2 separate regions of the Homo sapiens genome follow, and region 2 is linked to region 1. Evidence: chromatin loops called from intact Hi-C (ENCODE). Cell type or tissue: K562. All regions are shown on one strand. Each heading gives the region's core, and the rest is flanking DNA. Links, peaks and the distances in the headings are about the cores only.

Region 1 (15,899 bases), core at 2,882-10,881:
TCCACCAACACCTTCCACCATGCACCTGGAAAAGCTGCAGACACTCAACACCATCCTATGAAAGCAGCCGGGAGGGAGGCTGTATCCTGCAAAGCCACAGAGGCAGAGCTGCCCAAGACCATGGGAACCCACCACTTGCAGTAGTGTGACCTGGATGTGAGACCTGGAGTCAAAGGAGATCATTTTGGGAGCTTTAAAATTTGACTGCCTTGCTGGATTTCAGACTTGAATGGGCCCTGTAACCCCTTTGTTTTGGCCAATTTCCCCCATTTGGAACGGCTGTATTCACCCAATACCAGTACCCCCATTGTATCTAGGAAGTAACCAGTTGACTTTTGATTTTACAGGCTCATAGGTGGAAGGGACTTTCCTTTTCTCAGATGAGGCTTTGGACTATGGACTTTTGGGTTAATGCTGAAATGAGTTAAGACTTTGGGGGACTGTTGGGAAGGCATGATTGGTTTTGAAATGTGAGGACATGAGATTTGGAGCCACCAGGGGTGGAATGATATGGTTTTGCCATGCCTCTACCCAAATCTTAACTTGAATTGTACCTCTCAGATTTCCCACATGTTGTGGGAGGGACCCAAGGGGAAGTAATTGAATCACGGGGGCTGGTCTTTTCAATGCTATTCTCGTGATAGTGAATAAGTCTCACAAGATCTGATGGATTTATCAGGGGTTTCTACTTTTGCTTCTTCCTCATTTTCTCTTGCTGCTGCCATGTAAGAAGTGGCTTTTGCCCTTTGCCATGATTCTGAGGCTTCCCCAGCCCATGTGGAACTGTAAGTCCAATTAAACCTCTTTTTCTTCCCAGTCTTGGGTATGTCTTTGTAAGCAGAGTGAAAATGGACTAATACAACTGACCAACACACATGACCCAAAAGTCCCAAAAGTCATGCCACTCCCCCAACCACTCCCCGGGTTGGTAGAGACCAAGCAAGAGTGCTCCCCACTTGGTCACAAGTCAGGCTCTTGAGAGCCTGACATAAAAGATATTAAGCAAGATGAGAGGGAATCTTTATGACAGCAAGACAGAGACACAGGAAAAAAAAGAATGTTTCTGAAAGGAAAAAGATCAGACAACATGAAATAGTCATACCAAAAATAAACCAGCGTTTGTGTGTCTAAAATTAGCCTGTATAAATGCTTTTCTTGGCTGGGTGCAGTGGCTCACCCTGTAATTCCAGTACTTTGGGAGGCCAAGGCAGGAGGATTCCTTGAGTCCAGATGTCAGATATATTTGAACAAGAGGGACTCCATCTTGAAGATGGGCTGGGTAAAAAAAAGCTGAGAACTGCTGGGCTCCCAGGAGCTTAGGCATTCTTAGTCACAGGATGAGTTAGGAGGTCAGCACAAGATACAGGTCACAACAACCCCACTGATAAAGCAGGATGTGGTAAAGAAGCCGGCCAAAACCCACCAGAACCAGGATGCTGATGAAAGTGACCTCTGGTAATCCTCACTGCTCATTATGTGATACTTATTATAAGGCATTAGCGTGTTAAAAGACACTCCCACCAGCACCACCACAGTTTACAAATACCATGGCAACATCCAGAAGTTACCCTATATGGTCTGAAAGTGGGGAGGAACCCTCAGTTCCTGGAAATCCAGTCCTCTTTCCCGGAAAACTCATGAATAATTCACCCCTTGTTTAGCATACAATCAAGAAATAACTGTAGGTATACTCGGTTGAGCAGCTCACACCACGGCTGTACCTATGCAGTAGCCATTCTTTTGTTTCTTTTACTTCCCTAATAAACTTGCTTTTACTTTACTCTATGGACTCGCCCTGTATTCTTTCTTGTGGGAGGTCCAGTAACCCTCTCTTGGGGTCTAGATTGGGACCCCTTTCCAGTAACACAGGAGTTTGAGGCCAGCCTCAACAACTGAGACTCCATCTCTACAAAAAAATCAAAAAGTTAGCAGGGAATGGTGGAGTGCACCTATGGTCCCAGCTACACAGGAAGCTGAGGCAGGAGGATCCCTCGAGTCCAGGAGGTTAAGTCTGCAGTGAGCCATGACTGTCCCGCTGCACTCCAGCCTGGGCAACAGAGCTGATTCTAAATAAATAAATAAATTCTTTCTTTCCATTTATCTTAAATTTGGAAAAGGAAAAGGAAACAGTTTTACTGTCTGCTTGATTGGATTGCACAGACAGATGCTGTTTGAAATGTTTCTTCCTTGGTGCGGTAAAGAAATAGCACTTGAACATGAATTTAATTTATTTAGTAAGGCCATTTTTACTTCTTGCAGAAAGGGTACACTCATCAGCAGTTTTGCCATGAGAGTGCATTGAACAAAGGAGACAGGGTCATTTATAACCTGACGCGTCCTCCCTACTGCTGTGTCTGGTTTCCACTGGCTGGAGCGGGACCTCACATTCTGTATTTGTCTCGATTGGCTAGCAACTTAGAACTTTTTAAAAGAGGCAAAGGTAGAGGGGAACAAAGGAAAGAGGAAGTAACTGGTGGAATGCTGAGAAAGGTAAAAACACCTTCAAATAAGGAAGAGGAACAGGCTGTGACCTAATGCTTACTTGGACCAGTATAAGCATGCCAGGGCAGATATTTAGGCTAAATTGTGGGAGCTAAGAACATAAAGAACATTGATTTCTTTATTACGGCTAGCAGATATTTAAGAATGTTAGCACAGGTCTTTGAATAAATTTTGCTTCTAATAGAAGTTACTATTTATTCCTAATTAGATGGGGAGGAAAGTCTTTGAAGAGGAACCTCTACTTTACTTTTTACAGATGCCAAGAATCTAACTACTCCCAAATTCTTCCCCTTCTGCTGGCCTGTCAGGCCCCAGGTTCCTTGGACTCCTGGCTTCAGAAGAGCTAAACAGTTTTGGTGATCCTGCTCACAGCGCCAAATCTGTAGGGGCCAAGAGAAAGCTGCTTCACTCTCTGAAGTTTTGCTGCAAAATCAACTGACAATAGGCAGATTAACAGGGAGATAAGCATACAAAATTTTATTTTAACTCACATAGCATGGGTAATTGTAGGAGAATGATTACTGTGCCACTGGCTTTTTTTTTTTTTTTTTAAGACGGAGTCTCCCTTTGTCGCCAGGCTAGAGTGCAGTGGCGCGATCTCCACTCACTGCAACCTCCGACTCCCTGGTTCAAGTGATTCTCCTGCCTCAGCCTTCTGAGTAGCTGGGACTGCAGGCATGCGCCATTACGCCCAGCTAATTTTTGTATTTTTAGTAGAGACGGGGTTTCACCATGTTGGCCAGGATGGTCTCCATCTCCTGATCTCGTGATCCTTCTGCCTGGACCTCCCAAAGTGCTGGGATTACAGGTGTGAGCCACCGTACCTGGCCCAGTATCTCTTTTGTTACTTGGTTATTTCACTTGGCATAGTGTCCTCAAGATTTATCCCTATTGTCCATATAACAAAATTTTGAATTTTTTTTTTTTGAGACAGAGTCTGGCTCTGTCGCCCAGGCTGGAGTGCAGTGGTGCGATCTCGGCTCACTGCAAGCTCCGCCTCCCGGGTTCACGACATTCTCCTGCCTCAACCTCTGAGTACCTGGGACTACAGGCGCCCGCCACCACGCCCGGCTAATTTTTTGTATTTTTAGTAGAGACGGGGTTTCACCGTGTTAGCCAGGATGGTCTCGATCTCCTGACCTTGTGATCCACCCGCCTTGGGCTCCCAAAGTGCTGGGATTATAGGTGTGAGCCACCGCGCCTGGCCAATTTCGTCTTTTAAAAGCTGAATGAGTATTCAGTTATTTGTGTTTTTCAAATTGTCCTTATCCGTTTTTTCATCGAGGGAGTTTGGTTGCCCCCACTGTATTTTAATGCAAAACAAAAGGAAAATTTCCCAGGTTGAGAGGAGCAGTAAAGCCTGAAGTATCACTCTCTGCCCAGACCTCAGTGGTGGGCTTGCTTTGAGCATTCTTAGGCAGCCCCACTTCCCTTAGGCACTTCCCTTCCCTTTGTTGATTAAAGAAGAAACTGAGGCAAAATTAATATAAGTGGAGTTTATTTGGGCCAAGTTTGAGGACTGTAAGCCGGGAGAGATAGATTCAAGTTGCTCTGAATATATCCTCCAATTAGCAGCAGTTGCAAGTGAGTTTTTAAAGGATGAAAGAGGCAGTTCCTCAGCTGTTTATAAAAAATTTACATTAAAATAACATAAGCTATTGGTTAGCTATACATTTTTCTTTGTATCACAAACGCTAGCAACATGGAGATAATAGGTGATGCAGCTAGTCAGGAACAAAATGCCTTTAAACAACTGCCCCCGCCTTGCCCCCGCCCCCCCATACTGCTGTCTCTCTGAGCCTGATAAATTTTGTATGCCTCCCGGGGAATTGTTTGAACCCGGGAGGCAGGGGCTGCAGAGAGCCTCGATTACATCACTGCGCTCCAGCCTAGGTCACAGAGCAAGACTCTGTCTCAAAATAAATAAATAAATAAATGTTGTATGCCTTACATAACTCAGAATGTTCTCAGCTACTCTCTCTTCTCACCTCCAGGAATGGGAAAGTGAAGATGCACTCCCAGTGGAGGAGGGTTTATTATGGCTCCAAGCACAGTGTCTGCTCTTACTACTCATTAGCAGTCGTGTAGCCTATTCTAAAATTAAAGTGTCTCGAGTGGGACAAATCCTGAAAAGAATGTTTTTTACAAGTAATGTGCTGCTACTGGGGATTCTGGGGTGATCCATCCTGGGACAGTCATCCTCTGCACCCTGTCTGGCCTGGGGCCAAGGAGTGATCTTGAGCAGTCACTGCAGTGGCTAACCCTGGAATCTAAGGCCTGCCCAGAATGCACATCCAGAAGCCCTAGAATGCGGGGGAAAAAGCCGTATTTGCACATCCAGAAGCCCTAGAATGCGGGGGGAAAAGCCGTATTTGCACATCCAGAAGCCCTAGAATGTGGGCGACAAAACCGTATTTGTGCTTCTGTTACTGGAAAGGGGTCCCAATCCAGACCCTAAGAGAGGGTTTTTGGATCTCGCACAAGAAAGAATTAGGGTGACTCTGTAAAGTGAAAGCAAGTTTATCAAGAAAGTAAAGGAATAAAGATTGGCTTCTCCACAGACAGAGCAGCCCCAAGGGCTGCTGCCTGCCCATTTTGATGATTATTTCTTGATGATATGCTAAACGAGGGGTGGATTATTCATGTCTCCCCTTTTTGGACCATACCGGGTGACTTCCTGAGGTTGCCATGGCGTTTGTAAACTGTCATGGCGCTGGCGGGAGTGTAGCAAGGAGGACAACCAGAGGTCACTCTCGTGGCCATCTTGGTTTTGGTAGGATTTGTCCGGCTTTTTTACTGCAACCTGTTTTATTAGCAAGGTCTTTATGACCTGTATCGTGTGCCTACCCCCTATCTCATCCTGTGACTTAGAAAGCCTTAACTGTCTGGGAGTGCAGCCTTCCAGGTCTCAGCCTCAATTTACCCAGCCCATGTTCAAGATGGAATTGCTCTGGTTCCAATGCCTGTCACAATTCTGCGGTATTCCAGCCGTGCAGGTGCTGCGGAGACGTGGCGTCCATTCCCGGGACTAGTGGGAACACGCACATGCACATTTAGTAAAGGGTGACCGTGGAGAGGCACAGGCCCTGTTTTTTTTTTGTTTGTTTTTTGAGACACGGTCTCGCTTAGTTGCCCAGGCTGGGGTGCAGTGGCGCGATCTTGGCTCACTGTAACCCCCACCTCCTGGGTTCAAGCGATTCGCATGTTCCTGGCCTCGTGTGATCCACCCGCCTTGGCCTCCCAAAGTACTGAGATCGCAGGCCTGAGCCTGTGATCCGGTCGCTCCTGTCGTTTTGTTTGTTTGTTTGTTGTTGTTTGTTCGTTTTTGTCGCCCAGAGCTGGAGTACAATGGCACAATCTCAGCTGACTGCAACCTCCGCCTCCCGGCTTCAAGCAGTGCTCCTGCCTCAGCCTCCCGAGTAGCTGGGATTACAGGCGCGCGCCACCACACCCGGCTAATTTTTGTATTTTTAGTAGAGACGGGGTTTTACCATGTTGGCCAGGCTGGTCTCAAACTCCTAACCTCGTGATCCGCCCGCCTCGGCCTCCCAAAGTGCTGGGATTACAGGCGTGAGCCGCTGCGCTCAGCCCACTATGGTCGTTCTTAAAACAAATTGCAAGGTCATGCGTTTTCCTCCCAGAAGAGTGATAGACCCATCCCTGGCACTGCCAAATTTAGCTGGAGCTGAATTGTTCCGCAAGTTGTACTTGGCTGTGACCACCAGAGGGCGCCGAGGACAGTACGGACGCCGTCAGCGTCTCGGTCACATCCTTCCGTGTCCAGCTAGAAAATGAATGGGAAACCCGGGCACTGAGGCTCACGCCTGTAATCCAGCACTGCAGGGGGCGAGGCGGGCGGGTCACTCGAATTTAGGAGTTTGAGACCAGCCTGGGCAACATGGTGAAGCCCCATCTCTACTGACAGTACAAAAAAAATATGCCGGGCGCGGTGGCTCACGCCTGTAATCCCAGCCTAGGCGGGCGAATCACCTGAGGTCAGGAGTTCGAGACCAGCCTGGCCAAAATGGTGAAACCCTGTCTCTACTAAAAATACAAAAATTAGGCCGGGCGTGGTGGCTCACGCCTATAATCCCAGTACTTTGGGAGGCCGAGGTGGGCGGATCACGAGGTCAGGAGTTCAAGACCAGCCTGACCCACATGGTGAAACCCCATCTCTACTAAAAATACAAAAAAAATTAGCCGGGTGTGGTGGCATGTGCCTGTAATCGCAGCTACTCAGGAGGCTGAGGCAGGAGAATCGCTTGAACCCAGGAGGCGGAGGTTGCAGTGAGCTGAGATAGTGCCATTGCACTCCAGCCTGGGCGACATAGCGAGACTCCATCTCAAAAAAAAAAAAAAAAAAAAAAAAAAAAAATATATATATATATATATTTAGCCGGGCGTGGTGGCGCGCGCCTGTAATCCCAGCTACTCCCGAAGCTGAGGCAGGAGAATCGCTTGAGCCCGGGGGCGAAGGTTGCAGTGAGCCGAGATCGCGCCACTGCACTCCAGCCTGGGCAACCGGGTGAGACTCCGTCTCAAAGAAAAAAAAAAAAAAGAAAAAATGAAACGAATCGGGGCGTGTTACATCTCGAAGCCTGGCTTCTTTAACAGCTTCCCCAGCGCCCCAGTCTATGTTACTGGGAGTGTGAAAGCGACCAGCCCTGCAGAGGCTTCCCCGCGCCCCGCGCCCCGCGCCCCTCGCCAACCCCCGGTGCGAGCCCAGGGCACCGAGCCCCGCAGCCGCTCAGGCCCACCCGGTGCCTGCAGCCAGCGCACACTGGGTGCTGGGACCAGCACTGAGCGCCTTTTCTGTTTTTTCTTACAAGGTTGGGTTTCAGCCGAGCAAGTCTGAGGCCCCTTTCCCGCGCCCTCTGGTGGAAAGTGTTCGCTTTTCTGTCCACCCATGTGAAGGATTCACCCCGACCCTCCTCAGGTGGCCTTTACTTTGCAGGAGCAAAGCAAGGTACGGGACATTGTTCCCTCTTTTCTGTTTCTGCCTTTTCTTTCTCCTCTGCCCCCTCCCCGCCTCCGTATTCCTCCCTCTTCCTCATTATTTCTTCTTCCTTCTTCCTATTGAATTTGGGATTGAAAAGTTTGAAGCTCCTAAAGGAGGCCAGCCAGCTGGTTGGCCTCCGTCTTGCTGACTTTGGGCAGTATCATGGCTTTGTTTAGAGTTGGTTGTGAGAAGGAAATAAACCATAACACTTCGGTACATGTGTGTTATTTGTTGATACACAGGCGCACACACACAAATGTGAATGGGCGCTTATATATCATTATTTCCCTCTCGATATATCTTTATCTATATTTAGATATTTTGGAGGCATACCTTTTATCCAGGATGGCTCTGTTCGCAGAGGGTTGAACTGTGGACGAGGCATCTCGGTTTTTTGCTTTTGCAGTTTACATTGTGTGTGGTGGGGTACATGTCTGTATTATCTGCACAAAAATTAAAACAATTTTTAAAAAATTTCAGTTGGATGAGGAGATACATGTATGTGGCACACAGCTTTCTTCACTTAGCAACACGTCAGATGCAGCGTAGATGTGCGGATGAAACCACCATTGCAAAATTATCACTGAGACAGTCAGAGAAACCTGACATGGCTGACTCCATGTTGCTTTTAGCCTCACAGGCTGGCTCTCTTAGCTCATTCCTAAGCATGGGCCTGAAACTGCCATTGCAAAATCGTAACTGAGACAGCAAAAGAGACTTGACCTAACCAACTCCATCTTGCTTCTAACCTCCAAGCTGTCCTTGTTCATTCCTGGGTGTAGGCTGAACTAACTTTGGGAGGAACTTAATTTATAGTTTAAAACAAAGACGATAAGACGATAACAGCCCTTTCTCAAAACAAACATCCTTCCTGACTGGGGACTAGACTGCCTTTGTAGGATTAACAAATTAGCCACAAGATCAGAAATTATAGTTTAGGAGTCATGCAGCTGGAGGCTCTAAGATTGTGACCCTCCCTAAACCGCTCAGTGCTTGAGATGTTTTACAGACCCTGCACTTAATGGATCAGCTGGCACCACCCAGATGGATAAACTGGCTCATGTGATCTTGTGGCCCCCACCCAGGAACTGACTCAGTGCAAGAAGACAACTTCAATTCCCTATGATTTAATGTCCTACCGAATCAATCAGCACTCCTGACACACTGGCTTCCCCTCACCCACCAAATTGTCCTTAAAACCTCTGATCTCCAAATGCTTGAGGAGACTGATTTGAGTAATAATAAAACAAGGCTCCTGCACAGCCGGCTCTGCGCGAATTACTCTTTCTCTACTGCAGTTCTCCTGTCATGATAAATCGGCTCCATCTAGGCAGCCAGCAAGGTGAACCCACTGGGTGGTTACAGGCCACGCTAAGTTCGGGAGAAATTTAGTTTATGGTTTAAATGATAACAGCCCTTCCCCAAAACTAAACTGCCCTGGTAAAACTAATGAAAGGCCGCCAAGTTAGGAGGATGACAGGGGCCTGAATTCTACTGAGCCGTAAGCGTAATTACCGGCCATTATTCCAGAGGACACAAGATTTGCAACTTGCCTAATTACTCCTGCAAAGAACATCGCTACTGTAGCACCTGAGAATGGCCTTTTGAGATGTGTTTTCAGGCTTTTGCACTTCTGACAACTGATGGCTGCACTTGGACTCGCCAGCCGGTCCCGCGTCCCCACCAGAAGCAGAGTAAGCACAAGAGGACAGCTCCGACTCCCTAGGATTTCAGCTCTGACCAGTCGCACGCCTGGCTCACTGGCTTCCCCACACCCACCAAGTTGTTCTTAAAAACTCTGCTGCCCGAATGCTCAGGGAGAGTGATTTGAGTAATAATGAAACTGTTGTCTCCTGCACAGTCGGCTCTGCGTGAATTACTCTTTCTCTATTGCAATTCCGCTCTCTTGAGAAATCGGCTCTGTCCAGGCAGCAGCAAGGTGAAGCCACTGGGCGGTTACACTGATATGATTCCCCCTTTGCAGTTTTTACTCTCTTGGTGCTGCAAACAGTTCCTCACTGAGGACCCTTGTACACGTATCACTGTGAGCATGAATCCGAATTTCTTTAGGAGACATACATACTAGTGGGTATGTGCATGTTATGTAATTTCTCTTAGCACTGTTTCCTCACTCATCAAATAAGGATCAAGTAGTTCTCACCACACAGGGTTATTTTAGAAATAATTTAGTATACATAATATACAATGCAATAACAAGTACTGATGTCTACTTCTTTTAGGTTATATGATAATACCTTATACATAGTACATGTGTGATTATATATATTGCAATGTAGAGTACGATCTATAATTTACAGAACTGTTGTTTATATATAACAAATGCTGTCCTTGCGATAGTTTGCTCAGAATGATGGTTTATGTATACATATGTAACAAACCTGCACGTTGTGCACACGTACCCTAGAACTTAAAGTATAATTTTAAAAAATGCTATAATTCATGTGGTGATTATTATCTACCAGTTACATCATCGATAGAATGAGGACGTTGTTAACGGTACACGCCAGACAGGATGGCTGTGAGGATCTGTGATAATAAGAATTAGATATTTGGTCTTTGTCCCTGTTTCCTGATGGAGGCTTCTAAACCCCTTGGAATTCCCTGACTGATAGGGGCAAGAGGAAATCTTTTGTTATTCCTAACGAGCCCCTTTCATCCATGCCTGTGTTTATGCTAATGAGGTGACTCCTGGAGGATGAGGGCTGGTTGCCAGGGGAATCAACTTTGCCTTGCAACTTTCAGCTCCAGTCCGTGACTTCCAGGGAAAGAACAGGGGCTGGAGATTGAGTTTAATCGCCAATGACCAGTGATTTGATCATTCATGCTTAAATAATGGAACCATAAGAAACCTAAAGAAAAGGTTTGGAGAGCTGCTGGGTTCAGGAGCACATTCGTGTGCTGGGAGGGTGTTGTGCCTGGTGAAGGTGTGGAAGCGCTGACTCTGCCTCGCATACCTTGTCCTGTCTGTGTCTTTCATCTGGCTGTTGCTGAGTTGTGCTGTTTATAATAATAAACTGGTAACAGGAAGTAAAGCACTTTCCTGAGTTTTGTGAGCCCATTCTCTTGATTTACCAAACCTGAGATAGAGGGATTGTGTGTGGGAACCCTTGAATTTATAGCTGGTCAGTCAAAAGTGCTGGTTAACAAACCTGGAACTTCCATGAAGTGGGGGCAGTTTTGTGGGACCAAGCCCATAACCTGTGGGATTTCACTCTAGCTCCAGGTAGACATGTCAGAATTGAATTGTAGGATACCTAGTTGGTGCCTGCTGTGTAGAAGAAAAAAACCCACAGGTTTGGTGTCAGATGTGTTGTGAGTAAAACTGTTACAGGAAAGCGGTCTCTGTCCAGACCCCAAGTGAGGGTTATTGGATCTCGCGCAAGAAATAATTCAGGGTGAGTCCATAGAGTAAAGTGAAAGCAAGTTTTTTAGGAAAGTAAAGGAACAAAAGAATGGCTACTCCATAGACAGAGCAGCCCTGAGGGCTGTGGGTTGCCCATTTTTACGGTTATTTCTTGATTATATGCTAAACAAGGGGTGGATTATTCATGCCTCCCCTTTTTAGACCATATAGGGTAACTTCCTGACATTGCCATGGCATTTGTAAACTGTCATGGTGCCGGCGGGAGTGTAGCAGTGAGGACGACCAGAGGTCACTCTCATAGCCATCTTGGGTTTAGTGGGATTTGGCCGGCTCCTTTACTGCAAACTGTTTTATCAGCAAGGTCTTTATGACCTGTATCTTGTGCCGACCTCCTATCTCATCCTGTGACTTAGAATGCCTTAACCATCTAGGAATGCAGCCAAGTAGGCCTCAGCCTCATTTTACCCAGCCCATTCGAGATGGAGTAGTTCTGGTTCGCATGCCTCTGACAAAGCCAGTTCAGAGAATTAAGTAGGGTGATGTTTACAAAGTGCCTTGCATACCTCTTGGACATAATTTTTCATAAGGATTGAATTAACATTATCAAGAAAAATGAATCAAGTTCATTTTAACTAGTGCATATAAATCTGATAGGCATTGATTGTGCACCTATTTGCAAAGCATGGTGCTGATCCCTGGAAGAGACGGGACAAGGAGGCAACTGTATGTAGGGTGCCCTGTGAGTGTGCATATAAGAGGCGTGGATTAGGACAGACACATATTGAGGGAAGAGCATGTGAGGACACAGCAAGAGGGTGGCCATCTACCAGTAAAGGGGAGAGGCCTCAGAAGAAACCAAACTTCCAGTAACGTGATTATTTTAACAGGGACAACAGATGGCTCTGGGTGGTTCCAGGCACCATGACTGACAGATTTGGAGGTGGAGGGGTGTTTCCAGGAGAACAGAGGAGGCTGTCTATCATCCTGAGGCTCTTGGACAGGAGCTGAGAAGTACAAAAGCACCCTCTGTCAGGGAAGGGATGTCGGCAGCTTGGCTCTTGTTATGGCAGTGGTAAGGGAGCTGATGGGAGAACACCTTCGCATAAAGCAAACAGAACACTTGCAATGTGAATGGAGAACCTTACTGATATGAATAATTTCAACATTTGGAGGTATAACATAGACACCCGAAACCTGGAGAGTAAAGAGCACGCTAGCATCACGTGCGGCCAACCTGGCCACGAGCTGCTCTCCCCGCCCTCCCCGCACACGTGTCCCTTCAGGGAGGGAGAGGAAGGTCATGACCTGGCTGCGCTGCTCGCCCCACACACGTGTCCCTTCACGGAGGGAGGAGGAAGGTCGTGCGATGCAGGTGTTGCTCCTTGCGTCATTCCCTGAGCTCCCTTTGTGTGTCAAGCAATCTGGGCACTGGGTACGCAGAGATGAATATACTGGGGCCCATGGACCCGAGGCCATGGACTAGTTGGGGGCCAGACATAAACAAATACAATGTGGGACATAACCCCATCCAAGAGCGCACAAAAACACAATGGCCGCCGAGGAGCAAGCCCTTCTTGTCCTGCCTCCAAAAGCCAACTCTGGTTTCTTTTTTTTCTTTTTTCTTTTCTTTTTTTTTTTTTTTGAGACAGCGTCTCACCCTGTCCCTCAGACTGGAGTGCAGTGGCACGATCTTGGCTCACTGCAACCTCCCGGGTTCAAACACTTGTCCCGCCTCAGCCCCTGAGTAGCTGGGATTACAGGCACGCGCCACCACACCCAGCTAATTTTTGTATTTTTAGTAGAGACAGGGTTTTCTCATTTTGGCCAGGCTGGTTTCGAACTCCTGACCTCAGGTGATCCGCCTGCCTTGGCCTCCATAGTGCTGGGGTTACAGGCGTGAGCCACCGCACCCCGCCGCCAACTCTAGTTTCTAAAATATTTTAATATCTGCAGGGATTACTTTTTCATCTTTACACTTCCTTTTCAGAGTTTTCTGGCTTTTCTCACATTATTCTGTGTAGTTCTCCCTTTTCTCCCCCAACTATGTTAACTATTTAGATTAACTGGGGGAGAAATATCAGATTTCTGGGACTGAGCTGATATGGTTTGGATCTGTGTCCCTACCAAATCTCCTGTTGAATTGTAATCCCCGATATTGGAGGTGGGGCCTGGTGAGAGATGATTGGATCATGGGGGAGGAGTTCTGATAAATGGTTTGACACCATCCCCTCGGTACTGTCTTCGAGATCCTGAGTTTTCATGAGGTCTGGTCATTTAAAAGTGTGTGGCACCTCCCCCTCACACTTTCTTGCTCCTGCTTTGGCCATATGGTGTGTGTGCTCCCCCTTTGACTTCTGTCATGATTGTAAATTTCCTGAGGCTTCCCCAGAAGCTAAGCAGATGCCAGCAGTATGCCTCCTGTACAGCCTGCAGGACCGTGAGCCAATTATACGTCTTTTCTTTATCAATTAGCCAGTCTCAGGTATTTCTTTAGAGCAAGGCAAGAACAGTCTAATACATGAGACTTCTTAGCCTAGGGCATGGTTTATCTCAGCCTTTGTTCAAGCTTTCTTTGGTGACTCTCAGTACTTAAAACATTTCTTCATATAGATCTTGCACATTTCTTGTTAAGTAAATGTCTAGGTGGCATTTCATATTTTTGTTCGATTTCATAAAAGTAGTTTTCCTCCTTTCAACCTTTAACTTTTTTTAATTTTAAAATTTTATTTTTATTTTTTGACAAATTTTAATTATATAACCATATATAATTATGGGGTACACAGTGATGTTACTATATGTATACAGTGTGTAATTATTGAATCAAGCTAATTACTGTATTCATCACCTTAAATACTTATCATTTATCCTTCTTGTCTAACTGCAACTTTTTTTGAGTTAGAGGGCGGGGTCTTGCTTTGTTGCCATGCCTAGAGTGCAATGGTGGATGCAATCATCTCTAGTGAACTGAAGCCCCAAACCCTGGGCTCAAGCAATCTTCCCACCTCAGTCTCTCAAGTAGCTAGGACTACAGGCACATGACACCACACCAGGTCCATTTTTGAAATTTTTTGTAGAGAGAAGTTCTCAGTTGTTGCCCAGGCTCAAGTGATCCTCCTGCCTCAGTCCCCACCAGTGCTGGGATTACAGGTGTGAGCCACTGCACCTGGCCCAGCCACAATTTTTAATTCTCCTAATTTATTTATTTATTTATTTTTTATTTCTTTGAGATGGAGTTTTCCTCTTGTTGTCCAGGCTGGAGTGCAATAGCATGATCTTGGCTCACTGCAACCTCCGTCTCTCGGGTTCAAGCGATTCTCCTGCGTCAGCCTCCTGAGTAGCTGGGATTACAGACGTGCGTCACCACACCTGGCTAATTTTTGTATTTTTAGGAGAGACGGGGTTTCACTATATTGGCTAGGGTAGTCTCAAACTCCTGACCTCGTGATCCTCCTGCCTCAGTCTCCCAAAGTGCTGGAATTACAGGTGTGAGCCACCATGCCCGGCCCTGGAGAGAAGATTTAACACTTGTAAAATTTTCATTTGCCAGTTTCTTAATTGGATTACTGGCTTCAGGGTGGAGCCCTTGGAGGAACAGGGCCAGGAAAGCATGCATATCTAGGGCCAAGTAAGCAGCAAATAAGCAGCTGAAGGCAAAGACAGATCCCCAGAATTAAGGGTGCCATTTTAAACTGGGTTCTCCATCCCCAAAAGGAGGGAACTACTACAGGAGAAGACAGTGCAGTGCTGCTACCCTGCGTTTCATTGCAAGGCAAACCAAAGCCAATCAGCCCATTTTGTAATTGGACCATTCCCCATAAGAGTCTTATCTCTCAGTGGGGCTGGGGGTGTTTCCACATCCTCCAGGTGGCCAAGAGCATGCTTCTCTAATCCAAGTATGCGAACAATCAGGTATTCTTCCATAACTGCTATTAGCCATGCACTAAAGTATATCTCCTACCTAGTTATTAGACACCAAGTGTTTTCAAATAAAGGGAAGTAATTTCTGATACGCCTGAAACTCAAAACCATTAGATAACGCAATGCAAAACAGAACAGAGCCTTTGATTTTGAGAGGGATTTATCTGCTTTTAATTGCTAGGGTTCTATGTGGAAAACAGAGCTTTTTTTTTTTTCTTCCAAAATGGGGTTGGTGGTGCTTCCTGTTTTTCCCAAGAAGTCCCAGGCTACCAGAAGTCATCTCAGGGCCTCTCATGTGTGCATTAAGATTGGCAAGACAAAAAAAATGGAGGAAAATAATTCAGTCAGCTGAGAAGAAAAAAAAACTTTTTCCAGGAAAAACAAGATCCAAGGAGAGAAAAACATAAAGGGCTTTTAAATATATTTATAGCACCGGGCATGGGGCTCACACCTGTAATCCCAGCACTTTGGGAGGCCGAGGTGGGCAAATCAGGAGGCCAGGAGTTCAAGACCAGCCTCGTCAACATGTTGAAATCCTGTCTCTACTAAAAATACAAAAATTAGCCAGGAGTGGTGGCGCACGCCTGTAATCCCAGCTACTCAGGAGGCTGAGGCAGGAGAATCTGCTTGAGCCTGGGAGGCGGAGGTTGCAGTAAGCTTAAATCTTGCCATTGCACTCCAGCCTGGGTGACAGAGTGAGACTCCATCTCAACAATAAAATAAATAAATAAATAAACTTCTAGCTTGTTTATCCACTTTTAATTAAGCTGACTTTTAACTATGGTGCTTTTTTAAAAAAAATTCTTTTAAATTTTTTATTACCCAACTTTAGCCATGCCAAGTGGCCAATATTTTTGGCTTTTGAATTCCATAGGTAACTTTCCACATGAAATTAATAAGTTTTAATTAAGGATATAACTTAACCATGGAAACGTGAGTGTCTCAAAGAGATGGTAAGCAGTTTCTTTTTTTTTTTTTTTTTTTTTTTACAAGATTTAGAATTTCCCCTAGGGTATTTTAGAGAAATAAAACTTCAAGACAGGAAATCAGAAGCTATCCATGGTGGGGGGAAACCTCAACAAATGGCAAAGTTAC
Region 2 (15,899 bases), core at 4,361-12,360, 140 kb before region 1:
GCCTTGGGATCCTGTTGATCTGTGACCTTACCCCCAACCCTGTGCTCTCTGAAACATGTGCTGTGTCCACTCAGGGTTGAATGGATTAAGGGCGGTGCAAGATGTGCTTTGTTAAACAGATGCTTGAAGGCAGCAGGCTCGTTAAGAGTCATCACCACTCCCTAATCTCAAGTACCCAGGGACACAAACACTGCGGAAGGCCGCAGGGTCCTCTGCCTAGGAAAACCAGAGACCTTTGTTCACTTGTTTATCTGCTGACCTTCCTTCCACTATTGTCCTATGACCCTGCCAAATCCCCCTCTGCGAGAAACACCCAAGAATGATCAATAAAAAAAAAAAAAATTTCCAAATGTCAATCCCAATGGGACAATAATGATCCCAGGGACTGGGCCCAAATGCAGCACCTCAGGGAAATAATAATTCGAGGGATCAAAGAATCCACTCCTAGGACATAAAATGTCTCAAAGGCATTTGAGATTCAACAAGAAAAAGAGAAAACTCCCTCTGCACTCCCGCAGCGGCTCAGAGATGAGAAAATACTCCGGGCTAGATCCGGATTATCCAGCAGGGCAAGGCCTTTTGAAGATTAACTTTGTAACTAAGAGCTGGCCTGACATTACAAAAAAATTACAAAAGCTTGATGGATGGAATGAGAAACCGATTGAGGAATTGCTGAGGGAAGCTCAGAGGGTTTTTGTAAGGAGAGAGGAAGAGAAGCAGAAACAGAAAGCGAAAAGCATGGTTTCCACTGTGGAAGAGGTAGTCAGAAAACGATTAGATCAAGATCCCCCTCAGAGGAGACAAAGCTATAATAGACTTCAACACCAAGAAAGAAGGGAAATGCAGGGAAAACCTCCTAAGACTATGAGTGGATGTTGCAAGTGTGGAAAGCCAGAGCATTTTAAGAGAGAATGTCCATTGTTGGACAGCTGATCCTGAGGTTAAATTGGTCAACAACTGAAATGGATAAAGACAAGCTATCTTAATTTTTGTTGTGTTTTTGTTTGTTTTTGTTTGTTCGTTTGTTTTTTGAGACAGAGTCTCACTCTGTTACCCAGGCTGGAGTGCAGTGGCATGATCTCGGCTCACTGCAACCTTCGTCTCCCAAGTTCAAGTGATTCTTCTGCCTCAGCCTCCTGAGTAGCTGGGATTGCCAGTGTGTGCCCAGCTATATATATGCCCAGCTAATATATATATTTTGTTTTTTTGTTTGTTTGTTTGTTTTTATTTGCAGAGACGGGGTTTCACCATGTTGGCCAGGCTGGTCTTGAACTCTTGACCTCAAGGAATCCGTCCACCTCAGCCTCCCCAAGTGCTGGGATTACAGGTGTGAGCCACCTCCTAGATACCTTTAAATAGATGAAGATGAGCTACTTTTTACTGAAGAAAGATTCTTCAGTGGAGGCGAACCTAGCGGCTCACTCCTGTTGGCAGTGGGTTACCAGTTGTGTGGAATTTGAAACTAATTTATACGTTCGTGAAATTCTTAAATTGTGTGGTCAACCAGACATCCCAGGGCTTCAGACAGGTCGAAGCCATCCTCCAAAAGGTGAATGATAGCATGTGTTCACCAGAAGCACTTAATGAGACATGGTACAATTTTACATCTCCTCTTTGACTCTGTTGGACAGTTGTACATGGTGCTAAACAATACTGAATATTGTATTTTTCTTCCCCTGATTTTGCTACTACAGAAAGCTTAATTTAAAAGGTGGCTGATATCCTGTTTCTTAAGACACTGATAATAAATACACTAAAAAGGGAATATGGATGTGTTTATAGGAAAAGCTAATAGTTTGCTTGTGGGCATTCTAAATGGTGGATGACAAGCTTAACTTTAAACGTTTTTTTTTTAATATTTATGTTTTTTTTCTAGTGAGTGGGTCTCCAGGCTTCTATGACTTGTGTTACCAGGCTAAAGATAAAGATGGAATCCTCGTTAAATCAGACCATGCCAGTCTCAAAATTGAGAGACTGATCACAAGGGAGAAATTGTTAAATGAAATAAGTGGAAGACCATTGTCCCAATGCTGTCTTTCTACTTTCAGTTCCTGTGTAATAAACTACAACCTAACTTAGTATGCAAATAAACGAAAACCCAATTTAGGAGTGTATTTTTTGGTATAGATAGCTGGGTCTCAGCCAGTCACAAGCACTGAGCTTCAGCCAATTCCAGGCAGCCAGCAGATCACAGCATGTCGAAATGAGGCACACACCTTACTGTAATCAAGTGGAGGAAAGAATCTCAGAACTTGACTATCTTTCTGAAATAAGACAGGCAGACAAGAATAGAGAAAAAATGTAAAGGGACAAACAAAACCTCCAAGAAAGATGGGATTATGTAAAAGACCAAATCTGTGACTGAATGGGGTGCCCGAAAGAGATGGGGAGAACAAAACCAAGTTGGGAAACATACTTCAGGATATCATCCAGGAGAACTTTCCCGACCTAGCAGGACTGGCCACCATTCAAATTCAGGAAATCCAGAGGACCCCAGTAAGATACTCCATTCGGAGATCAACCCCAAGACACATAATTATCAGATTATTCAAAGTTGAAATGAAAGAAAAAATGTTAAGGGCAGCCAGAGAGAAAGGCCAGGTCATGTACAAAGCAAAGCCCATCAGACTAACAACAGAGCTCTCAGCAGAAGCCAGAAGAGACTGGGGGCCAATATTAAATATTTGTAAAGAAAAGAGTTTCCAACCCAGAATTTCATATCCAGCCAAACCATGCTTCATAAATAAAGGAGAAATAAGATCCTTTTCAGGCAAGCTAATGCTGAGGGACTACACCACCAGGCCTCCCTTGCAAGAGCTCCTGAAAGAAGCATTAAATGTGGAAAGGAAAAACCAGTACCAGCCACCACAAAAGCACACTGAAGTACAGAGACCAGTGAAACTATGACACAACCACACAAAAAAGTCTGCAAAATAACCAGTTAGCATCATGATGACAGGATCAATTTCACAAATAACAATATTAACCTTAAATGTAAATGTGCTAAGTGCCCCAGTTAAAAGACACAGAATGGCAAGCTGGATAAAGAATCAAGCCACATTGGTATACTGTCTTCAAGAGTCAATCTCACATGCAAAGACAAAAATAGACTCAAAATAAAGGGATGGAGGAAAATTTACGAAGCAAATTGAAAATAGAAAAAAGCAGGGCTCACAATCTTAGTTTCTGACAAAACAGGCTTTAAACCAACAAACATCGAAAAAGAAGGGCATTACGTAATGGTAAAGTTCAACAAGAACCAACTATCCTAAACATATATGCACCCAATACAGGAGCACCCAGATTCATAAAACAAGTTCTTAGAGACCTTCAAAGAGACTTAGACTCCCACATAATAACAGTGGGAGACTTTAACACCCCACTGATAATATTAGACAGATTATTGAGACAGAAAATTAACAAAGATATTCAGGACTTGAACTCAGCTCTGAACCAAGTGGCCCTGATTAATATCTACAGAACTCTTCACTCAAAACAACAGAATATACATTCTTCTCATCACCAGGCATGGCACTGACTCTAAAATTCATCACATAATCATAAGTAAAACACTCCTTGGCAAATGCAAAAGAACTGAAATCAGAACAAGCAATCTCTCAGACCACAGCACAATCAAATTAGAACTCAAGAAACGCACTCAAAACCACACAACTACATAGAAATTGAACAACCTACTCCTGAACGACTCTGGGGTAAATAATGAAATTAAGGAAGAAATTAAGAAGTTCTTTGAAACTAATAAGAACAAAGAGACAATGTACCAGAATCTCTGGGATGCAACTAAAGCAGTGTTAAGAGGGAAATTTATAGCACTAAATGCCCATATCAAAAAGCTAGAAAGATCTCAAATCAACAACCTAACATCAAAACTAAAAGAACTAGATCTCATTAAACTAAAGAGCTTCTGCACAGCAAAAAAAGAAACTATCTTCAGAGTGAACAGAAAACCTACAGAATGGGAGAAAAAGTTTGCAATCAACCCATCAGACAAAGCTCTAATATCCAGAATCCACAAGGAACTTAAATTTACAAGAAAAAAAGAAACAATTCTATCAAAAAGTGGGCAAAGGACATGAACAGACACTTCTCAAAACAAGACATTTATGTACCCAACAAACATATGAAAAAAAGCTCAACATCATTGATCATTAGAGAAATGCAATTTGACCATTTGACCCAGCAATCCCATTACTGGGTATATACCCAACTTTATATAAAGGTGTCCACTATCTATGCTTCTGTAACTTCATTTTTAATTCAACATTGTATTTTTGGATGTCTTTCATGTTTTAGTTTCTTATTTAATTCTATATATTGTTTATGAATTAGCCCTCTAAATCGAAGACACTAAAACCTACCTCAGAGAGAATTCTTGAAAGGTAATGGATAAAAAGTGCTTATAGCAATGCCTTATTGTAGATGTTCAGTAGTACAGTAAGTTCTTACTTAAATCATCAGTAGGTTCTCAGAAACTGGGACTTTAAGCAAAAATGTGTATCATTAAACCAATTTTACTGAAAGCTAATTGATATTGAAAGGAGTTAAGTTCCTATAGCATATTTCTGGTAACAAAAACATCACCAAGTTTCTAAATAAAGATCCAAAACACTTATTATATTAAACATTGAAATAAATGAGAGCTATAGATACATTTAAGAAAGGTTAATAGAGCTACTTGTAAGGCTGAGGCAGGAAGATCTCTTGAGCCCAGGAGTTTGAGTTTACAGTGAGCTATGAACACACCACTATGAACATGTAAGATAATTACTTACCCAATTCTTAGTGAGTCAGTAAGTGATGGTGGTCATAGTGGTGATGGGTTAAATGAATGAATAAATGTTAGCAAATCAAATATTGCAAAGAGCACCTCCTACCACCTCAGGGTTCAAAATAGAAAATATGTCAGCAGAGCGCTTCTGTACTCCATTACTGCATTGTGCATTGTTGTGCATTTGCATGGTTATTACGTACTTTACAAATACTGATTTTTGTTTTTTGTTTTTTTTTTTGTTTTTTGGGGGCTCTGAGCCCTTACCTTGCTCTGTCGTCCAGACTGGAGTGCAGTGGTGCAATCTCGGCTCACTGCCACCTCTGCCTCCCGGGTTCACGCCGTTCTCCTGCCTCAGCCTCCCTAGTAGCTGGGACTACAGGCGCCTGCCACCATGCCTGGCTAATTTTTTGTATTTTTTAGTAGAGACGGGGTTTCACCGTGTTAGCCAGGATGGTCTTGATCTCCTGACCTTGTGATCCACCTGCCTCGGCCTCCCAAAGTGCTGGGATTACAGGTGTGAGCCACCGCGCCCGGCCAGATATTGATTTTATAATATGTTTTATAAATTCATTCATTCATTTCCCACATTACTAATTCTAGTTCAGGGTCACAAGTAGCCAGAGGCCATCCCAGCAGCTCAGGGTGCAAGGTAGGAACTAATCCTGGACAAGACTCCATTTCATTGTAAGGCACATTCACACCCTCACCCACACTCATTCTTTTTCTTCTTGAGATGGAGTCTCGATCTGTCACCCAACCTGGAGTGCAATGGCATGATCTTGGCTCACTGCAACCTCCACCTCCCGGGTTCAAGCAATTCTCCTGCCTTTGCCTCCCCAGTAGCTGGGACTACAGGAACACATCTCCAGGCCCAGCTAATTTTTATATTTTTAGTAGAGACGGGGTTTCACCATGTTGGCCAGGCTGGTCTCAAACTCATGACCTTAGGTGATCTGCCCACCTCGGCCTCCCAAAGTGCTGGGATTACAGGCATGAGCCACCATGCCTGGCCCACACTCACTCTTACTGGGACAATGTAGACATGCCAATTAACCTAATGTGCACATCTTTGGGTTGTGGGGGAAAACTGGAATACCTGGAGAAAACACACACAGAGACAAAGAGAGAAACTGTTAACTCTATACAGACAGTGGCCTTGGCCAGGAATTGATAACATTAGTGGAGGACCTGCATACATATGTAATAATACGTACAATATTATATAATTATGAGTGATTATAGTATTATAACAATTACCTAATGTAAATGACAAGTTGATGGGTACAGCAAGCCAACATGGCACATGTATACCTATGTGACAAGCCTGCATGTTGTGCCCATGTACCCTAGAACTTAAAGTATAATAATAAGAAAATTGCTTATTTCTATGTCAGTGTAGATTATTTTGTCAACTGCATTATTTATTACAATTTTTCAAAGTATAGTAAAATCTGACTTACATGCACCTTTAAAAAAAGACTTGTTTGGGATATTTGAAGTTTTTGGATGGCTAAGATTTATTTTTTACATATCAATTTATTTCTAAATGCATGCTTTTAAACTTAAACTGAAAGAATAGATTTTATCTGAAAATTGTAATAATTTTCAAATTCTCTTTCAAACTTGTTTATGAACATGTATGGCATAGCTTAAATAAGACTGTGCAAACTCTTTTGTGTTCTACTTTTTAAATATTACTTTTTTTGTTCACTTTCCCATATTTGCAAGCCTCACATAGTTGCCATTTTAAATATGTTTTTGTGATTCACCAATTTTTCTACCAGTCAGAGAGCAGCACGAGAGAGCAAATGAAACCATCTGGCTCTGAGCCCTTACCAGGTGTACTTGTAAGGTTCCAAATACTCACATGGGGTATTAGTCCATTTTCACACTGCTATAAAGAATTACCCAAGACTGGGTAATTTATAAAATAAAAAGGTTTAATTGACTCACAGTTACGCATGGCTGGGGAGGCCTCAGAAAACTTACAGTCATGGTGGAAGGGGAAGCAGGCATGTCTTACATGGCAGCAGGAGAGAGAAAGGAGTGAAGGAGGGACTTCCAACACTTATAAAACCATTAGATCTTGTGAGAACTCACTCACCATCACAGGAGCAGCATGGGGGAAACCATCCCCATGATTCAATAATCCCTTTGCCCAATTGTAATCCCTCCCTTGACATGTGGGGATTACAATTTCAGATGAGATTTGGGTGGGGACACAGAGCCCAACCATATCACACGCGGTGCATGATTGTTCTTGGTGTTAGCTTACAAGATCCAAGTATTTCTCACAGGGTAATGTGAAAATTGCACCAGCAGCTGCATTGGAAAAAAAAAAATCAGTGGACACCAAGAACAATCATGCACCCCATGTGATATGGTTTGGCTCTGTTCAAAGAAATCAGAGATAACACAAACAAATGGAAAAACATTCTGAGGCAGGAGACTAGGGTCTGGAGGCAGGGAACCTAAGGCTGATTCATGCTGACTGAATATCACAGGCTATTCCCCTTTCAATTCCTCCTTTCTCTTTGTGGCAGTTGCTGCGTGGCAGTTGGAAAATGAAAGTACCTCTGATTGGTCCCTTTCCACAACCAATCAGACTGGTCATGGCCCACTACTTTATTTGCATAGAGTGAACCAATGGGAAACCTCTAGAGGGCGTTTAAACCCCAAAATATTCTGTAACTAACGCTCTTGAGCTGCTTGCTTGAGCCTCCCCTGACTCTGTGGAGTGTACTTTCATTTAAAATAAATCTCTGCTTTTGCTGCCTTGTTTTGTTTGCATGTTTTGTCCAATTCTTTGTTCAAAATGCCAAGAATCTGGACAACTACCCTCAACAGTAACAATTCCCTGCTCATGGATAGGAAGAATCAGTATCACTAAAACGGCCATATTGTCAAAAGCAATTTACAGGTTCAATGCTATTCTTATTAAACTAACAATGACATTCCCCACAGAACTAGAAAAAAAGCTATTTTAAAATTCATACAGAACCAGAAATGAACTGGAATAGCTAAGGCAATCTTAAGCAAAAAGAACAAAGCTATAGTGATCAAACTACTCAACTTTAAACTATAGAGGAGGGCTACATTAATCAAAACAGCATGGTACTGGTACAGAAACAGACACACATACCAGTGGAACTGAATAGACGCCCAGAAATAAGGCCACACACCTACAACCATCTGATCTTCAACAAAGCTGACAAAAACAAGCAGTAGGGAAAGAATTCCCTATTGAATAAACTGTGCTTGAATAACTGATAGCCACATGCAGAAGACTGAAACTGGACCTCTTTTTTTACAAGATATACAAAAATTAACTCAAGATTGATTAAAAACTTAAATGTAAAACCCAAAACTATAAAATCCCTGGAAGACAACCTAGGCAATACTATTCTGGACATAAAAATGAGCAAAATTTTTATGATGAAAATGCCAAAAGCAATCACAACGAAAGCAAAAATTGACAAATGGGATCTAATTAAACTTATGAGCTTCTGCCTAGCAAAAGAAACTATCAACAGAGTGAACAGACAATCTACAGAATGGGAGAGAATACTTGTGAACTATGCATCTGACAAAAGTCTAATATTCATCATCTGTAAGGAACTCAAATTTACGACAACAAGAAAACCCCTCAAAAACCTCATTTAAAAGTGGGCAAATCCTGGGTGTAGTGGCTTATGCCTGTAATCCCAGAACTTTGGGAGGCCAAGGCAGGAGGATCACTTGAAAACCAAGAAAGACCCTGCATAGCCAAAGCAAGAAGAAGCAAAAAGAACAGATCTGGAAGCATCACATTACCCAACTTCAAACTATACTGTAAGGCCATAGTCACCAAAACAACATGGTACTGGTATAAAAATAGGCACATAGACAAATGGAACAGTATAGAGAACCCAGAAGTAAAGCCAAATACTTACAGCCAACTGATCTTCAAAAAACTGAACAAAAACATAAAGTGAGGAAAGGACACCCTATTCAACAAATGGTGTTGGGATAACTGGCAAGCCACATGTAGAAGAATGAAACTGGATCCTCACCTCTCCCCTTATACAAAAATCAATCCACGATGGATCAAAGACTTAAATCAAAGACCTGACACCATAAAGCTTCTACAAGATGACATCAGAAAAAACCCTTCTGTCATTGAACTCACCTGCAGCTCTCAGGGTTTCTGTGTCTTTCTTTGTAGCCAGAGACAGGCCTACATACCAGCAATCATGTTGAAGGGAACTGCAGTTGATATTGATATTGGCACCACCTACTCTTGTGTGGGTGTTTTCCAGCACGGGAAAGTAGAGATAATTGCCAATGATCAGGGAAACCGAACCACTCCAAGCTATGTTGCCTTTACAGACACTGAACGATTGATAGGTGATGCCACAAAGAATCAAGTTGCAATGAACCCCACCAACATGGTTTTTTGATGCCAAACATCTAATTGGATGCAGATTTGATGATGCTGTTGTCCAGCCTGATATGAAGTATTGGCCCTTCATGGTGGTGAATGATGCTGGCAGGCCCAAGGTCCAAGTGGAATACAAGGGAGAGACCAAAAGCTTCTACCCAGAGGAGGTACCCTCTATGGTTCTGACAAAGATGAAGGAAATTGCAGAAGCATACCTTGGGAATATGGTTACCAATGCTGTGGTCACAGTGCCAGCTTACTTTAATGACCCTCAGCATCAGGCTACCAAATATGCTAGAACTATTGCTGGTCTCAATGTACTTAGAAGTATCAGTGAGCCAACTGTAGCTGCTACTGCTTACAGCTTAGACAAAAAGGTTGGAGCTGAAAGAAATGTGCTGACCTTTGACCTGAGAGGTGGGACTTTTGATGTGTCAATCCTCACTATTGAGGATGGAATCTTTGAGGTCAGATCTACAGCTGGAGACACCCACTTGGGTGGAGAAGACTTTGACAACCGAATGTCAACCATTTTATTGCTGAGTTCAAGAGCAAGCATAAGAAGGACATCAGTGAGAATAAGAGAGCTGTAAGATGCCTCCATACTGCTTATGAACATGCTAAGTGTACTCTCTCTTCCAGCATCCAGGCCAGTATTGGGATCGATTCTCTCTATGAAGGAATAAACTTCTATATGTCCATTGCCTGTGCCCGATTTGAAGAATTGAATGCTGACCTGTTCCATAGCACCCTAGACCCCATAGAGAAAGCCCTTCAAGATGCCAAACTGGACAAGTCAAAGATTCATGATATTGTCCTGTTTGGTGGTTCTACTCATATCCCCAAGATTCAGAAGCTTCTCCAAGACTTCATCAATGGAAAAGAACCGAATAAGAGCATCAATCCTGATGAAGCTCTTGCTTATGGTGCAGCTGTTCAGGCAGCCATCCTATCTGGAGACAAGTCTGAAAATGTTCAAGAGTTGCTCCTCTTAGATGTCTCTCCTCTTTCCCTTGGTATTGAAACTGCTGGTGGAGTCACCACTGTCTTCATCAAGCGTAATACTACCATTCCTACCAAGCAGACACAGACCTTCACTACCTATTCTGGCAACCAGCCTGGTGTGCTTATTCACAGGTTTATGAAGGTGAGCGTGCCACGACCAAGGATAACAACCTGCGTGGCAAGTGTGAACTCACAGGCATACCTCCTGCACCCCGTGGTGTTCCTCAGATTGAAGTCACTTTTGACATTGATGCCAATGGCATCCTCAATGTCTCTTCTGTGGACAAGAGTACAGGAAAAGAGAACAAGATTACTATCACTAATGACAAGGGCCATTTGAGCAAGGAAGACATTGAATGTATGGTCCAGGAAGCTGAGAAGTACAAAGCTGAAGATGAGAAGCAGAGGGATGAAGTGTCATCTAAGAATTCACTTGAGTCGTATGCATTCAACAAGAAAGCAACTGTCTAAGATGAGAAACTTCAAGGCAAGATTAATGATGAAGACAAACAGAAGATTCTGGACAAGTGTAATAAAACTATCAGCTGGCTCGATAAAAATCAGACTGTTGAGAAGGAAGAATTTGAACATCAGCAGGAAGAGCTGGAGAAAGTCTGCAACTCCATCATTACCAAGTATACCAGACTGCAGGAGGCGTGCCAGGAAGAATGCCTGGGGGATTCCCTGATGGTGGAGCTCCTCCCTCTGATGGTGCTTCCTCAGGGCCCACCATTGAAGAGGTTGATTAAGCCAACCCAACTATAGATGTAGCATTGTTCCACACATTTTGAAACACTGAAGGACCTAAATTTGTAGCAAATTCTGTGGCAGTTTAAAAAAGTTCAGCTAATATAGTAAGTAACTGGGTAGTCTCAATACTTGAATATGGAACATATGCACAGGGGAAGGAAATAACATTGCACTTTATAAATACTGTATTTTAACTGGAAAATATAGTGTCTTAAATAAAAACTGTCTTAAATTGGCACCATAAAAAAACGTAAAATCCTTCTAGACATTGACTTAGGCAAAGACTTCATGACCGAGAACCCAAAAGCAAATGCAACAAAAACAAAGATAAATAGGCGGGACTTAATTAAACTAAAAAGCTTCGGCACAGCAAAAGAATCAGCAGAGTTAACAGACAACTTACAGAGTGGGAGAAAATTTTCACAATCTCTACATGTGACAAAAGACTAATATCCAGAATCTACAAAGAAATCAGCAAGAACAATACAAATAATCCCATCAAAAAGTGGGCTAAGGAGATGAATTCTCAAAAAAAGATATACAAATGGCCAAAAAGCACATGGAAGAATGCTCAGCATCACTAATTATTAGGGAAATAGAGATCAAAACCGCAATGCAATACCACCCCACTCCTGCAAGAATGGCCATAATAAAAAAATCAAAAAATAATATATGTTGGCAAGGATGTGGTGAAATGGGAACACTTTTACACTGCTGGTGGGAATGTAAACTAGTACAACCAGGATGGAAAACAACGTGGAGATTCCTTAAAAAACTAAAAGTAGATCTATCATTTGATCCAGCAATCCGACTACTGGGTATCTACCCAGAGGAAAAGAAGTCATTATACGAAAAAGATACTTGCGCATGCATGTTTATAGCAGCACAATTTGCAATTGCAGAAAAAAATGTCCCATCAACCAACGCATGGATAAAGAAAATGTGGTACATATATACCATGGAATACTACCTCAGACATAACAAGGAATGAAATAATGGCATTTGCAGCAATCTGAATGGAATTGGAGACTATTATTCTAAGTAAAATAACTCGGGAATGGACAACCAAACATCGTATGTTCTCACTCATAAGTGGGAGCTAAGCTATGAGAACACAAAGGAATAAGAATGATACAATGGACTTTGGGAACTTCAGGGAAAGGGTGGGAGGGGGATGAGGGATAAATGACTACACATTGGGTACAGTGTACACTACTTGTGTGATGGGTGCACCAAAATCTCAGAAATCACCACTGAAGAATTTATTCATGTAACCAAACACCACCTGTTCCCCAAAAACGTATTAAATAAAAAATAAATCTTAAAAAACATGGTACATATACACAATGGAGTATTATTAAGCAAAAAAAAAAAAAAAAATCAGATCTAGTCCTTTGCAACAACATGAATACATGAATGGAACTGGAGATCATTGTGTTTAATGAAATAAGCCAGGCACAGAGAGATAAATGTCACATGTTCTCACTTATTTGTGAGATCTAAAAATCAAAACAATTGAATCCATGGAGATAGAGAGTAGAAGGATGGTTTCCGGAGACTGGAAGGGTCACTGAGGGATGTGTGTTGGGGGGAGGTGAGGATTGTTAATGGATACAAAAAATAATTAGAAGCAATGAACGAGACCTACTATTTGATGCCATAACAGGGTGGCTATAGTCAATAATAATTTAATTGTACATTTTAAAATAATTTAAAGGGTGTAATTGGATTGTTTGTGATTCAAAGGATAAATGCTTGAGGGGATAGATGCCCCATTCTCTATGCTGTGATTATTTCACATTGCATGCCTGTATCAAACCCCATCTCATGTACCTCATAAATATGTATACCTACTATGTACCCACAAAAATTAAAACAAAAAGAAAGAAAAAGAAAAAGAAAAGTAAATGAAATAGATTACAAGGCAAAAGTAACAACAATAGCATGGTTGAGTTTAAAAGAGACACATAGTCCAGTGGAACAGAGTATAGAACAGAGAAATAAATCCATGTATTTACAGCCAACTGGTTTTCCACAAAGGCTCCAAGAACATACACTGGGTGTTGGACATTATTTTCAATGAATGGTGCTGGGAAAACTGGATATCTACATGCAAAAGTATGAAACTGGACCCCTATTTCTCACCATATACAAAAATAAACTGAAGATGAATTATGAACTTATACATAAGACCTGAAACTATAAAACTATTAGATAAAAACACACAGAAAACACTTCAGAACATTAGGCAAATATTTTATGGCTAAGACATCAAAAACACACACAATGAAAATGAAAACAAAAACAAAAGCAGACAAATGGGAAAATATTATTAAATAAAAAAACTTCTACATGGCAAAGGAAACAATCAATGGAGCAAAGAAACAACTTGTTGAATGGAAGAAAATATTTGCAAACTATTCATCTGATAAAGAACTAACATCCAAAATATACTCAAATAGTAAAAAGCAATCACATTAAAAAGTGTGCAAAGGACATACATAGACATTTCTCAAAAGAAGAAATGCAAATGGCTAACAGGTTTTTTTTTTTTAATGCTCAACATTACCAGTCACAAGGGAAATATAAGTCAAAACCAGAATGAGATATCATCTTACCCCAGTTAGAATGACTGTTATTAAAAGGAAAACACAAGAGACGTTGGCAAGAATGTGGAGAAAAGAAAACTTATATACTGTTGGTGGCAATGTAAGTCAGTACAGCCACTATGGAAAACAGTATGGAGATGTCACCAAAAAAACCCAAAAACAAACAAACAAACAAACAAAACTAACTAAAAATAGGACTACCATACCATCTAGCAATCCCACTACTGGGTATTTATCAAAAGAAAAGGAAATCCATATATCAAAGGGATGCCTACATTTGCATGTTTATAGCAACAGTATTTACAATAGCAAAGATATGAGATCAACCAAATTGTCCATCAGTGAATGAAAATGTAGGGTATGTGCACAATAAAGTACTATTATGCCTTTAAAAAAACTGAAATTTTGTTATTTGCAGCAACACAGATGTAAATGGATGTCATTATGTTAAGTGATGTATGCCAGGCACAGAAGGACAAATATTGAATAGTTTCACTTACATATGGGAGCAAAAAAAGTTGATCTCACGGAGATAGAGAGAAGAATGATAGCTACCAGAGACTGAGAAGTGTGCGTAGATGGTTGTTGATGGAAGAAGAGAGGTTGTTAATGGGTACAAACATACAGTTAGATATAAGAAATGTTTTAATATTTGATAGCAGAGTAACTGACTATATATAACAATGTATTGTATATTTCAAAATAGCTTTGAGAGAGAACTGAAAGGTTTCCAACACATACAAATAATAAACAGGCTGGACACTCTAGCTCATTCCTGTAATCCCAGCACTTTGGGAGGTCAAGGGAGTAGGATATTTGAGGCCAGGATTTTGAGACTAGCCTGAGCAAGAGTGATATCCCATCTCTACAAGAATAATAATAATAATTAGCCAGGTGTGGTGGTATGTGCCTGCAGTCCCAGTTACTTAGGAGGCTGAGGTGGGAAAATTTCTTCAGCCCAGGAGGTCGAGACTGCAGTGAGCCATGATTACTCCACTGCACTCCAGCCTGGGTGACAGAGTGAAACCCTATCTCCAAAAATTTTTTTGTAAAATTACAAATAAAAATTTGAGTTGATGAATACCCTATACATCAACTTGATCATGACACATTATATGCATATAACAAAATATTATACATATGCCATAAATATGTACACATATTATGTATCAACATAAAAAATATAAAAAATAAACTGGCATCACAGCTATGAAAATAAATTGAATTGTTAAATGGCAGTTGATACAGACTTCAGGTAAAATGATAACTAAGCTACATGGCTGAATAAAATGTTTAGAATGCAACTGAGAAAGCAGAGAGATCTAAAATATATGAAAGAGATTAGGAGATACAAATAATAAAATGAGCAGGTCTAATTTAAATCATGTTGAAAATTCAGAAGTAGAAAAGAGGGAAAACAAAGATACAATATTTGAAATAAAGACTTTGAATTTTATAGAAATGATAAAGTGAGATCAGGAGGGATGGCTCATACCTATAATCCAACACTTTGAGAGGCCAAGGCAGGAGGATTGCAGGAGGATTCCTTGAGCCCAAGGAGTTTGAGACCAGCCTCGGCAACACAGCGAGACCCTGTCTCTACAAAAAAAATTTTTTAAATTAGCCAGGTGTGGTGGCGTGTGCCTGTAATCCCAGCTATTCAAAGGCTGAGGTGGGAGGATCATTTGAGCCCAGGAGGTCGAGGGAACAGTGAGCCATGATTGTGCCATTGCACCCCAGGCTGAGGGACAGAGAGAAACCCTGTCTCAAAAAAATATATAGAAATAAGTAAAAATAAAAACATAACAAAATTGGGAAATGCAGATACATGTGGGAGATCAAAAAAGTGTGATAAATAAAACGGGATATTTATATACAAACAAGAATAGTGTGGCCGGGCGCAATGGCTCACGCCTGTAATCCCAGCACTTTGGGAGGCCGAGGTGGGCGGATCACGAGGTCAAGAGATTGAGACCATCCTGGCTAACATAGTGAAACCCCGTCTCTACTAAAAATACAAACAATTAGCCCAGTGTGGTGGCAGGCGCCTGGTGGGAACCAGGGTGGCGGGCGCCTGGTGGGAAGGGCGCCTCGTGGGAACCCGGGGGGGCGGAGCTTGCAGTGAGCCGAGATGGCGCCACTGCACTCCAGCCTGGGTGACAGAGCGAGGCTCCGTCTCAAAAAAATAAAAAGAAAGAAAGCAAAGAAACAAAAATCCTGTAGACATATGACTGATGTGCACAATTTACTCAATTGCATTTGCTAATCATATTAATCATATTACAAAGATCGTTATGATTGATATAACACAGGGTTAGTAATA

The links. Hi-C counts contacts between places; a loop is a spot of excess contacts. Peaks named below come from ENCODE experiments on the same cell type or tissue, not always from the same donor. Only the 100,000 strongest peaks of a DNase experiment are listed, where the experiment ranks them.
Region 2: a loop joins it to region 1, with 2.3 times the contacts of the local background. A loop is called at or near these places in 2 of 110 quality-filtered maps.

The regions. Positions count from the first base shown.
Region 1 is chr1:247,366,676-247,382,574 of GRCh38, forward strand. ZNF496-DT (ZNF496 divergent transcript) reads left to right here. Exons shown (of 3, transcript NR_168399.1): 2 at 7,332-7,468; 3 at 7,982-10,557. Among named protein-coding and RNA genes, the nearest start is that of NLRP3, 42 kb to the right of the region's middle. RefSeq lists a silencer at 7,217-7,266. In K562, for the core only: CTCF peaks have their summits at 6,230 (motif pointing right) and 7,366 (motif pointing left); DNase peaks (open chromatin) are centred at 4,731, 6,236 and 7,396; H3K4me3 peaks cover 415 bases.
Region 2 is chr1:247,220,916-247,236,814 of GRCh38, forward strand. It overlaps the pseudogene LOC343165. Among named protein-coding and RNA genes, the nearest start is that of MIR3916, 27 kb to the left of the region's middle. In K562, for the core only: a CTCF peak has its summit at 7,451; a DNase peak (open chromatin) is centred at 7,386.